Regions from separate parts of the Homo sapiens genome. Here region 1 is linked to region 2. A link is a loop called in an ENCODE intact Hi-C map of the cell type or tissue named here. Cell type or tissue: IMR-90. All regions are shown on one strand. Links, peaks and the distances in the headings refer to the core of each region. The heading gives the core; the rest is flanking DNA.

Region 1 (8,711 bases), core at 3,485-5,984, 510 kb after region 2:
CCAAGTGGTGGGCGATCCACTGAGCAAAGCCGAACTTCTCACATGATGACTTCAAACAAGACACATTACCTTCCAGCATCTGTTGGGGAGACGAGATTTTAAGACACTTGAGTCTCCAGGACAGCAAAGGCACAATGGTGAGTAGCAATAAAACCTGCATTATAATTGAAAAATCTTGACATGTTGCTTAACAACGGGCATATCACGGCTCTTCCTAGCACTTCACACGCCAAAGAACAGCAGCTACTCAGGCCAGGGGAATCGGGTTTTTACACAGTGCAACTTTAATTGGAATCATTTGAGATTTGACACAGCTATGTGGAACTGCGTGGAACAAACTTGGAGCTGGGTGGGGGGGTGTGTGTTATATTGGTTGTTCAAGGCTGATGCTTGTCTCTCAGCAGTCTTGCATTCTATTCTTTTCCTTAATGTGTATGGTGTATGATCATATTCTATGATTTATATGTGGGCATGTAATTGACATTTGCAAGGGGGTTAATTTCCATCTAAAAACAATAATGCTGTTAGAGGTTGGGGTTAGGGGGTGGAGTGGGGGTAAGGGTGGGGTAAAGACTGGGAGTTTAGGTGTAGATGGGGGGTGGGGTTGGGGGGAGAGAAATAAGTCAGAAGTGCATATCACCGGTAATGGGTAATCCTCTCGTAGAAGAAAAGGTTCTCATCAACATGTGATCAACTATTAACAGGATGGCTTTGGCAAAGCCATCCGCACGTGACAAACCGTAAGGAAGTGGAAGAAACCGTCTAGAGCAATATCAAGTATCACTTAATTAGAGATTTTTAAGCCTTTTCCTCCTGCTGTGCCGGGTGTGTAATCCGGGCGATAGGAGTCCATTCAGCACCTTGGACAGAGCCAACGGATTTGTCCGAGGTGGCGGTACCCCCAGGTAGTCTTCTTGGCCCCGCTGTAAAGCCAACCCTGTGTCGCCCTTAAAAAGCGTCTTTTCTGAGGTTCGGCTCACACTGAGATCGGGGCTGGAGAGAGAGTCAGATTTTGGAGCGGAGCGTTTGGAAAGCGAGCCCCAGTTTGGTCCCCTCATTGAGCTCGCTGAAGTTGGCTTCCTAGCGGTGTAGGCTGGAATAGACTCTTGGCAAGCTCCGGGTTGGTATACTGGGTTAACTTTGGGAAATGCAAGTGTTTATCTCCAGGATCTAGCCACCGGGGTGGTGTAAGCCGCAAAGAAGGTAAGCACCAGGGCGGGGACCCCTTGCATCCCCAATTCTTGAGCTATTTTGATACTGTCTTCCGGAGAGGACGCGTGGTGGAGGGGAGGAGGTAGAGGGAGAGCATGAGAGGGGGTTGTTTCTTGGTATTTGCCCAGTTTGAATTGCCCTAGGTGAGAACCCTGGGGCAAAGGGAGAAAGAAAAAAAAGAAACTCAGTCTTCCTGCGGATATAATGAGTTTAGTTAACTTGGACCTGCAAATGTCTGATTCAAATGTAAGATTTATCTCTCTTTTTCTCCTCTTCACCTCCCTCTTTTCCGTTCTCTTTGCTGGTGTGTGTGTGTGTGTGTACAGTAGATTCATTACTAATTATGAAGCTTTTGCAAAACATTCGAATTCCTAAAATTTGACTTTGTAGCATTTAGAATCAGGCGGTGGAGGTGGTGTGCGGTGGGGAGAGGAGGTGGAGGTTGGGAAGAGGGAAGGAGGTAAAGCTAAACCTCCAACACAAAAAAATGAATCAAGGTAATTTCAGCTCTTCTAGTGAGAAGGATTCATTCTCTCTGTATCCCTCCCTCCCTCTCTTTCCCCCTCCCTCCCTCCTTCCCGCCCCCCTTCTTCCACCCCGCCCCCTCCTCCAGCCTCCATCCCTCCCTCATTCTATCTCTTCCTCTCCGTCGCCCTCGCTCCTCGCTGGATGCTTCTTTCTGGGTTTTCTTTTTTTTTTCCCTTCTGTCCTCCCTCCCCGCGAGTTTCGGGCGCTGGCTTAGAGGGTTCCCGCTTTCTCAAGGGAAGGGGAGCTGCCGAGACCGCGCTCCGCTCCCCAGCCGGGCCGGATGCCTCACTGAGCCCAGGTCCGAGTCAGTCGGGGTAACTCAGGGAAAGGGGAGCCTCCGCCTGGGAGTAGAAGGTCCTTTCCGGACCGAAGAGCCAGAGAGCGGGCCGGGCGAGGGGGCCTGGGCGGCTGGAGGCGGTGGAGAAGAACACTTTTAGCTCCGTGCGGCGGCTGGACAGAGCCACCAATCAGCTGGACGCGCAGACCGCCCTGCCAGGGCGAGGTTGCGTCCGGAGGCGCCGGTGGAGGGCGGCCGGCTAGTCGCTGAGCCGCCGCCGCCACCCGGGTGGGCAGGGGACTGGCGGTGGGTGGAGGTGAGGGGCTTGGCGGGTGAGATAGAAGCGGCGCGGAGCCGCCCAGACCTGTGTTCTACCTCTCCCGCCCCCGCCTGCACCCCCGGGGGACAGCGAACTGCCGGAACGCGCGGCTGCGTTATCCTCTTGCCACTCTTCAGGGAGCTCAGGGACTTAGGCGCCCCTGGGCGGGGGCCACCAGGCTCTCCACACTCCTATAACCCTCACCCCCACCCCCTTCTCAGGCCTTTTGTTCCGGCCACAGAGCCAAGCCCGGTGGCAGTTTTCGCCCCAGGGTTTGGTCGTTCTGGACTCCTCCCCCGATCAGCTCTTCTTAATTAAAAGGCAAGAGCTTGGGGTAGGGGTGAGGGGAACGTAGGAAAAATCTGTTTCCGAAACTCAAGACCACTGTTTTAACGAACGAAAGAAAGAATCCCAACTCTGCGCAGGTGGATTCATAGGCGAAGCGAGGATATTGTGGAAATTCAGAAGGAAAAGATAAAAAACAGGCGCTAGGATCAGATGACGGTGATAGGCTGCTCGGCACACAAAGGGAGCGTAGGGCAGGGTTTACGGAGCAAGCCTGCAGCGAATGGGGCACAGATTGTTCCGAGATCCAGTCGTTTTCTCAGTCAGATCTACGCGAAGGGAGGGGAGGGGAGGGGCGGGCAGGGGAGCGTGGCGGGAGGGGCTGAGCTTGGGGGCGGGGGGATTTCTGATCAGTCTGATGCAATTCCAAGCGTGCTGCAAAGGAACTCCAAGGCGCCCGCATCACCATCGCCACCCACCCTTCCCAGATGGTGCTGTTTTAAATACGGATCTGCAGGGCTGAACGCAGAACTGGGAGATTTATTGCAAAATCCCGGGAGGGGCGGGGGGGGGTGGTGTGCGGAACGGGGAATGGAGGAGCAGAATTTAAAGGTGCAACGCTTGCTTTTTCCAATCAGGCGGCAACCGGCCGGAATTATTATTTTTTTCTTTCTGTCTGCTTGTCTCTGGATTCTAATTCACCAAGAAAGAGGTGTAAATATTGTGACATTTTGAGGCAGCTTGATGGATGGGAAAGAAATCATCTGTCACTCTAAATTGCAGAGTTCCCTCTCCCCGCGCCATCCCTTGCTAGCGAATACTCGCTGCTGCCTAATACAGTTGCTAGGGCTTCAAATGAATGCATCGTTAAGGGAATATTATCCTTTTAGTTGACTTGCCAATTTAGTTGACAGTTGAATCGAGAAAATTGTAGATTTCGTGTCTCTGGGAGGAAAAATGCTTAACAGTCTAAGTCTTGTAACCTTGAGGTCTTTAACAACTTAAATAAACCTCAAAAGTGTCACGTCATCCTCTACACACACACACACACACACACACACACACACTCAACTTGTAAGATGACATGGTTTCACCTAAACTGTTGTGGAAATGAATAGCACTTTAAAAATGGTGCACCTGATATTCACTGTTTATGTGTATTTACAAAGAGCTCTTCAGCATGAAGGCAAGACATTTCAATTGTCCTGTTTGGAATCAGTCAGAAGACTAGAAGGTGATGGAGAGAAGAAGGGAAGAAAGAGGAAAGAGAGAGAATTTTAACCTAGATGCTATTAAATTAACAGTAACCTAGCCTACTTTTATACCCCTTGGTCTTGCATATTAATATTTCTGTATGTGAGATTTTAGCTTGGTCTAGCTCCCCCAATGGAGTATACCAGTATTGATTCAGATGAGAATATGAGCATCCTGCCAGTAGCTTTTTCAGTGTCATTGATAGTAAGACCTACAACACAGCAATTTTTGGAGGATAGAAGAGAATATATATAAGGGCTTTGCAAACTGGGAAGCAGGCACTCCATAAATGGGAGGTATCATTATGACATTCTCTTTGCACATATCATTTTCATTTCACTGAACCAGAGTACTAGTTATTTTAAAACATAATCTAATGTATATGCTCAAGGTAGTAAGTGGGGATTTTAAAAGCAAGTGATTAGTTGGCTTATAAAATATTATTTTTCAATTGTCTATTAATGTACATTGGAAAGAAGGCTTTTAAAGATCTAAAATCAACATAAATAAGCTTCCCCTTTCATTTGCCAGACTCTTTCCCTATCAGATTTCTGATCTAAATTCTTAATAAGAAGAGAAGCTGGTGAATTTAGTTTCTTTCCTTTTCCTGGCCTGTCCTCTAGGGGAAGCTTTAGTAAGAAACAACATTCCAAAATCAGGCAGTGAGCGAGAGAGAAGGCAAGGGACTGGATGACCACAAAATAGATAATCAGCCAAGAAACAGAAATGAGGGAAAACCAGCATTAAAGCATGACTTACAAAGGGTTTTTATTTTGTAATTCTGTAATTTTGGGACCAGGCTCAAACTTGCTCAAGTAACATTCACTCGATCATATTGCTTACAATCTGTCAGTTAAAATGATGTCTAACTGAGCATATTTTTTATTAAATATACTTCTCTCAAAGGCCAGTAAAGCTACTCTTTGGTTTTAATTAGACAAACTAGTCTAACCACTTAAATAACTCTAATGAATATGAACTGATATCATCAGATTTAAAAGCTCTGCTGAAAACTAAATTTATTCTGAAAAGCACTGACTTGCCAGAAAAATATCTATTTTTGCAGCTTTCTTTTCACTCTATGGATAATTTAATGAGTTGCTTATTTTAATTTTACAACTGCTACCTCAGAAGTATCTCAAATTATCTTTCTTTGGCTGGTGTCTTTCTCTGCTGATCTGCTACTGCTGTGTGTGTGTGTGTGTGTGTGTGTGTGTCTGTGTGTGTGTGTGTATGGGCGTGTGTGTCTCTGTGTGTGTTTTCTAGTGGGAATTTAACAAGCAGTGAGTCTCTTAAATTTACATGCCATAATCTATGTCAAGAACATTGCGTACTACTTAGCAATAAAAATAAACATTAGCATCTAGTGAAAGCTTACCATCATTGAGTGCTATGGAAATAGAGGTCTTAAAGAAAGATTAAATTTTTCAACAAAAAAATTTTTCCCCTTTTTGGCTTAAAGGTGATTATAATTTCAAAAATATGACATCTTTCCTCTTTTACTTTGGAATGTAGAGCTGCTGCTTTAACAAGTGTCTTTTGAGAAAGATACACGTGTTTCATAAAGATTAATACCCTTAAAACACTATGGTGCAGAGAGGGAAGGATGAATTCTTTAACCCTGCCTCTAATCTCATTTGGCAATTTTTGGAGTATTCATTCTGACTTTTTAAAAATTCAGGTGGATTTTTTTTCTGCTTTCTTTCCAACATTATAAAACAATCCTATAAGAGATTTTTCTGCTATAGTGCAGACTTTATTTGTATTTCCTAGTAATAACACTTTAGATTCATATAGTACTTTGACAGCTCTCTATAGGTTTCATTTGATTTCCTTATCAGTCATGTAAGGTAGGAATCACCAATCACCTTTTACAGATGAGGAAAGTAAGGTGCAGAATTATCTAACACTACACTGCCAGTAAGATGTAAAGACTAACTCAGAGTCTTTCTTCAAATTTTAAGGAAATTTGTGTTTGTTCCTCTCTAGACCATGCTGCCTTAAACTCCACTAGGGCATCAGAGGGAGCTGTAGGCATTATTTTCTCCTATTTTGATTTATTTAATTAAATTAAAAACATTTTTTACAAATAGTTTTCAAAATTTCAGGCCTAATGGAAAGTTTTAACTAGTCTTCCTAAGACAGTATTTCCCTCTCCCACAGTTAGACACTCAAAGAAAGCAGGACTCTTCCTCTAGTTGACATACCATCTAAGTCATAGTTGCTAATTCCCCAAAAAACAAATACAAAGAATAAGAAGAACCAAAGCCAAGATGTACATTACCTTTACTTGTGAATCATAGAATCTGGGTTCTGGGAAGGTTCTCAGAGGTCACTTAGCCCAGCTCATATCTGATACATGAATTCATGCTGGCTTGTTTTGTTTCAATCCTCTGGAATTTCATCCCAGTCTTGGACACTGGGTACTTGTTTATCTTGGTAGATGTTCTGATACTTATGTGGATCATGAGCTTGGCTGATCATTTCCCATTTTGCCCAAAAGGTATACTTTCTATAGAGACTCTAGCATTCATAATTTTATTTTGTAAGTATTAATTGGCAACACATAATTTGCCATTATGTGCCAGGAACTGTATTACAATCTGGAGATTCAAGAACAAGCAAGACCAAATGGTCCCTATCTTGGTGGATCTTGTGGCCTAGAGACAAAGACTGGTCTCTTTATTTGCTCCAATCCTTAGAAGGGGACAGACCTCTGGACTCATAAGATTCCTTTTTTCAAGAGAACACAGTGAATAAGATTAAAAGCCTGAGTTTAGGCTTTACTTCCAACCGCTTGTCAGTACCCAAAAAAGTCAATCAGTCACTCTTGATCTCTGCTTCCTCACACATAAAACAAAAGAGATGTTCTCAGAATAAACTCTAAATTCCACTTCCGTTCCAAGTTTGAGTGATATAAAAGATATAGTCTATAACTATTTCTTGCAGTGTAGGGGAAATTAAGGCCTAAGTTACCCTAACCTTTGGTGATTTACAATTCTGGGTGGGTACCGCAAATTTTTAACTTGTTAAGAAGTATATCATGAAAAAAATCAAAGTAACATATTTGAACCCAGAATAGAAGGAATCTAGGTGTTGAACCTGTTCATTTATGGAATGATGGCTAGGAAAGTTTTAATTTAGAGAATGATCTCAAATTTCTGCGGATTATTTTTAAAAGCAGGTGGTGCGATGGAAGACCTGCTATCAAATTTACTGCTTATTTTCTTTGTGCAAGCAGAAGTTATAATTTTTCAGGTCATTTCCTTTTAAAATCAAAAATATTACATCCTGAAATTGCCTGGGTCTCATGAATAATGCATTATATACACATGATAATAGATAATTAGATGGACAAGCCAAAAGAAACATGAAAGGAAGCAGGTAGCCCAAGGATTGCAGAAGGTGTGTGGGCATTTTGACATCCAGGAAATGCTATAGATCTGTCCTTAACTAACTCAGCCTGGTGGAGATAATTAAGAAAAAAAATGTGGGTGTAGAAAGACTGCAAGCCATTCCCTGGGATTGGCTAGATTGCTGCAGTAGTTCAAAAACAATTGGCACAGCCACCCACACTAGACATGATTGCCCTTTGATGAGGCAGCTATTGACTTTTATAAAGATGTCATATTTAAAATAACTTCTGATGCACTAGGCATAACAGACATCATTCTTGAATTCTATTTTAGACAAATGGCAAAATGTATTACAAAGTATTAATTTAAAAATAAAAAATCTTTAAAGTCTAGTGTCTAAAAACCAGCAGTTTAGTAACATGCAACCTCTGGATTTAAGAATTCAGCCTGAAGCTGGGAGAAAGCTGTAGCTTGTATAGGACATTTTGATCCACTCTGGGCATTTCCCAGACCACTACAGGAAGTAAAATGTACTTTGTCAAAGTTTTTAACCTTTGAGTGAATGTTAAATCCACTCCAAAATCTTCGCAACCTGGGAAAGGTGATCCAACAATTTTCCTAAATAGCGGCAGAAAATGCTCTGAGATCTTTGTTCCCAGAGTGAATGTTATAATGTTATGCTATCTAGAAATTTCCTTGTAGCACCATGCTCATCAGTACCAAAAGGAGTTAGAATTGATTCCTCCCGCTTCAAGGAAATATATCAACCACCTCCTGTCTCTAAGTAACAAGGTTACTGTGGGGAAAAAATACACAAATTAGGTGATTGCAGAAAGGTGTCACAAACATCCAAAGCCTTTGGGATAGGGCATTGCAGTGTGAGTGAATAGAGAAAAGAAAGAGAATGTGGGAAAAAATTGAGAAATAAAAAGGGAAGTCACAGTGGAGTTCTAATTATACAGGGGCTCTTGAATTGACTGTTCTCTACCTTCCATGCTCATTGTTGTTCTGGCTACTTTAGTAGGAAACAATGATTTCTTCTGCTTTCACCTTCCTCCTCCGCTAAGGACTTCTTACTTGCCAATAACTTCCATAATCAATGTTTAAGAATTGCTCTGATGCCCAGTGTGGTGGCTAACGCCTGTAATCCCAACACTTTGGGAGGCCGAGGTGAGTGGATCACTTGAGGTCAGGAGTTCCAGACCAGCCTGGCCAACATGGCAAAACCCTGTCTCTACTAAAAATACAAAAAATTAGTGGTTCATGCCTGTAATCTCAGCTACTTGGGAGGCTGAGGTAGGAGACTAACTTGAACCATGGAGACAGAGGCTGTAGTAAGCCGAGATCATGCCATTGCACTCCAGCCTGGCAAAAAAAAAAAAAAAAAAAAGAAAGAAAGAAAGAAAGAATTGCTCACTGTAATGACTTTCATGCCATGGACTCAACTCTCTTGGCAGTCTGGTAAAGCTTATGTAAACCC
Region 2 (2,500 bases), core at 1-2,500:
GTGAGGGTAGAACACTCATAACTTAATCACTTCCCCAAAGGTCTCATTTCTTAATACTATTAGGTTTCAACACAGGAATTTAGGGGAGACACCAATATTCAGAGCATTGCACAGGTATAGCCTTCAGTATTTACACTGACAAGGGGAGAAAGTCTATAACAAAAGGCAGATGCCAGAGCACTTTGCAAGGTGAGGGAAGTTGAATGCAGTGTCCCAGGCCTCAAATCTTAAACAGTTCTATCTGTGCATATTAAGGAACCAAGCAGGTAAAGACAGGAAATAACTGCCAATCATCATCTTGGTGTATGCCAATGAAAGTTTCCAAAATCTTAGCATAATGACAATAATAATTAATATAACTATGTATTATCTTACATGATAATTCTAAAAGCAATTATAACTAACATTTATTAAACAATGTTATGATAAACAAATTGCATAAACTTATTTAATATTCATAACATCCCATGAGGTAGGTATTAACAGTACCTCATTTTAAAGGTATAAAAATACAGACATAGAAAGATTAAGTCATTGACCTAAAAATCTCATAGCTAGAAAGAGGCAGAACTAAGACTCTAAATCAAGACTGTTTGATTCTAAAATCTAAACTACTTTCTCACCTGTGGGGATGGACATTTGAAATAAGCCAGATCCAGATGAGTTCAAAGAGGGAGGAACCAGCTAGAAATAAAGAAGTTTCAGATACCTTGTAAGTCTGCAAAGTTTTTGGCAAAAAATTAAAAATTTAAAAATAACATATCCAAGCAGGGATATGACATGTTAGACATAGTTTTTGTCTTCAATGAATATTTAATATACAACATGAACAATATATGTGGAATGTAGTCAAATAGCATGGTGGTTTTCAAAAAATTTTGATCAAGACACTTCATCAACAATAAGGTTTAACTGCAGTCACATATACACAGAAACTTACAATACATATATATGTATATGTATATATGTATACATAAAATTCTTTCATTAGAAACAATACTTAATTTAACTTCATATGCTGTACTATGATATTCTTATTCCATTCCATTAAACTCTGATCAGGACCCAACAAAATGATTTCATGACTCATTAAAAAGATATGCTAGACAGTGTTCTAAGCCTAATCCTATCATTTCTAGGAAGTATGTAATGTTATTATTTCCATTTTTAAAGATGAGAAAACTGAGTAGCAGAGTGGTTAAGTAACCTATTCAAAGTTTTATAGTGAGTAAATAGCAGAGCTGAAGTTAAAAGAAAAAGCTCAGCAGTCTGGTTCCAGAGTTATATGGAAAAGAAGGAAAAGAGCAGTCAGATACTAAAGCAGATAAGCCTTGAGGTAGACATGAAAAAGCCTTACTGATTACACACAAGGGAGGAGATTCTGAGAAAAAGGTAATTACCGAAAGTCTTCTGTGAGAATAAAAATATACTGCTGGACTTGAGAACACGGTAAGACTGAACTTATTCCTTGTCTCCTTCCTTATACTGGCTAAGTCAGAAGAATGGGAATTCTTGAGGGTCTTACAAAATTTAGTGTCACAATATTAACTTCAGTTTCACCTATAAACACAAAACATACTTTTATCTTGGAATAAATTGTTTTAATTATTTAGAATATCATTAAAACGGGAAGCCAGAGATCATTAAAGCAAAGTAGAATTTCTAATAGAATGATCAGGAAACAAAAATCTAGGCCCAACTATCCTCAGCTTTCAGATACAGCAGCAATTCCTAGCCTTCTAATTGATCTCACTGAATCCTTTCCAATTTTGCCCTCCTCCTACTCATTCTTCACAGAAACAAGAAGACTATTCTTTTAAAAGTGCAAATATGATCATGTCAGTTCCCTGTTTCAAAAACTTTGGTGCTTTCCCTTTGTTCTTAAGGTGAAGTCCAAAATCCCTAACAAGTTCCTGTATAGCCTAGCCCTAACTTACCACTCTGTCATTCCTCTCCCTTTCTATCATCCATTCACATTACAGTTCTTTCAATATGCCATTCTCATTTCTGCCAAAGATCTTCGAATATTCTCTTTTCAACACTTCAATTCTCTCTCTTGCCAGAATAGCCCTCCCTCCTTCACCCAGCTAACTATCATTGATCTTTCATGTTCTAAATTGAATTCAAATACTCTGGAAGTCTTCCTAGATGTTCTAAACTAGATTAGATCCTGATATCATATTCCTGAGATCATACGCTACTCATTCATAGCCATGATCACAATTTTAATTAAATAATTAGTTGTAAAATTATCTGTTTTCTGTCTAATTTCTGCTTACATTGTAAACTCTATGAAGTCACAGACTATAGGTCTTAATCCCTCTGGAACCGTCAAAACTAGTAGATTGCCTGAAAAGTAGTTGGTATAATACATGTTTATGGAATAAACATATATTCCTCAAGCCTCGGAACTATGTTTGGTAGACTAGAGTCAAGTTTTACCTCCTCAAAAAAACAGCTTCAGCTTACAAGGCTAACATCTCCTGAGCGAAGGTTATAT

Evidence for each region. Peaks named below come from ENCODE experiments on the same cell type or tissue, not always from the same donor. Only the 100,000 strongest peaks of a DNase experiment are listed, where the experiment ranks them.
Region 1: a loop joins it to region 2, with 4 times the contacts of the local background. A loop is called at or near these places in 1 of 110 quality-filtered maps.

Annotation. Positions count from the first base shown.
Region 1 is chr11:27,712,838-27,721,548 of GRCh38, reverse strand. It overlaps a transcript of BDNF not described here. Among named protein-coding and RNA genes, the nearest start is that of BDNF, 17 kb to the right of the region's middle. In IMR-90, for the core only: CTCF peaks have their summits at 4,001 and 4,498; a DNase peak (open chromatin) is centred at 4,508; H3K4me3 peaks cover 301 bases; H3K27ac peaks cover 494 bases.
Region 2 is chr11:28,227,055-28,229,554 of GRCh38, reverse strand. The region is part of intron 4 of METTL15 (methyltransferase 15, mitochondrial 12S rRNA N4-cytidine); the gene reads right to left. Among named protein-coding and RNA genes, the nearest start is that of METTL15, 120 kb to the right of the region's middle. In IMR-90, for the core only: no CTCF peak of the experiment used is centred there; a DNase peak (open chromatin) is centred at 1,124.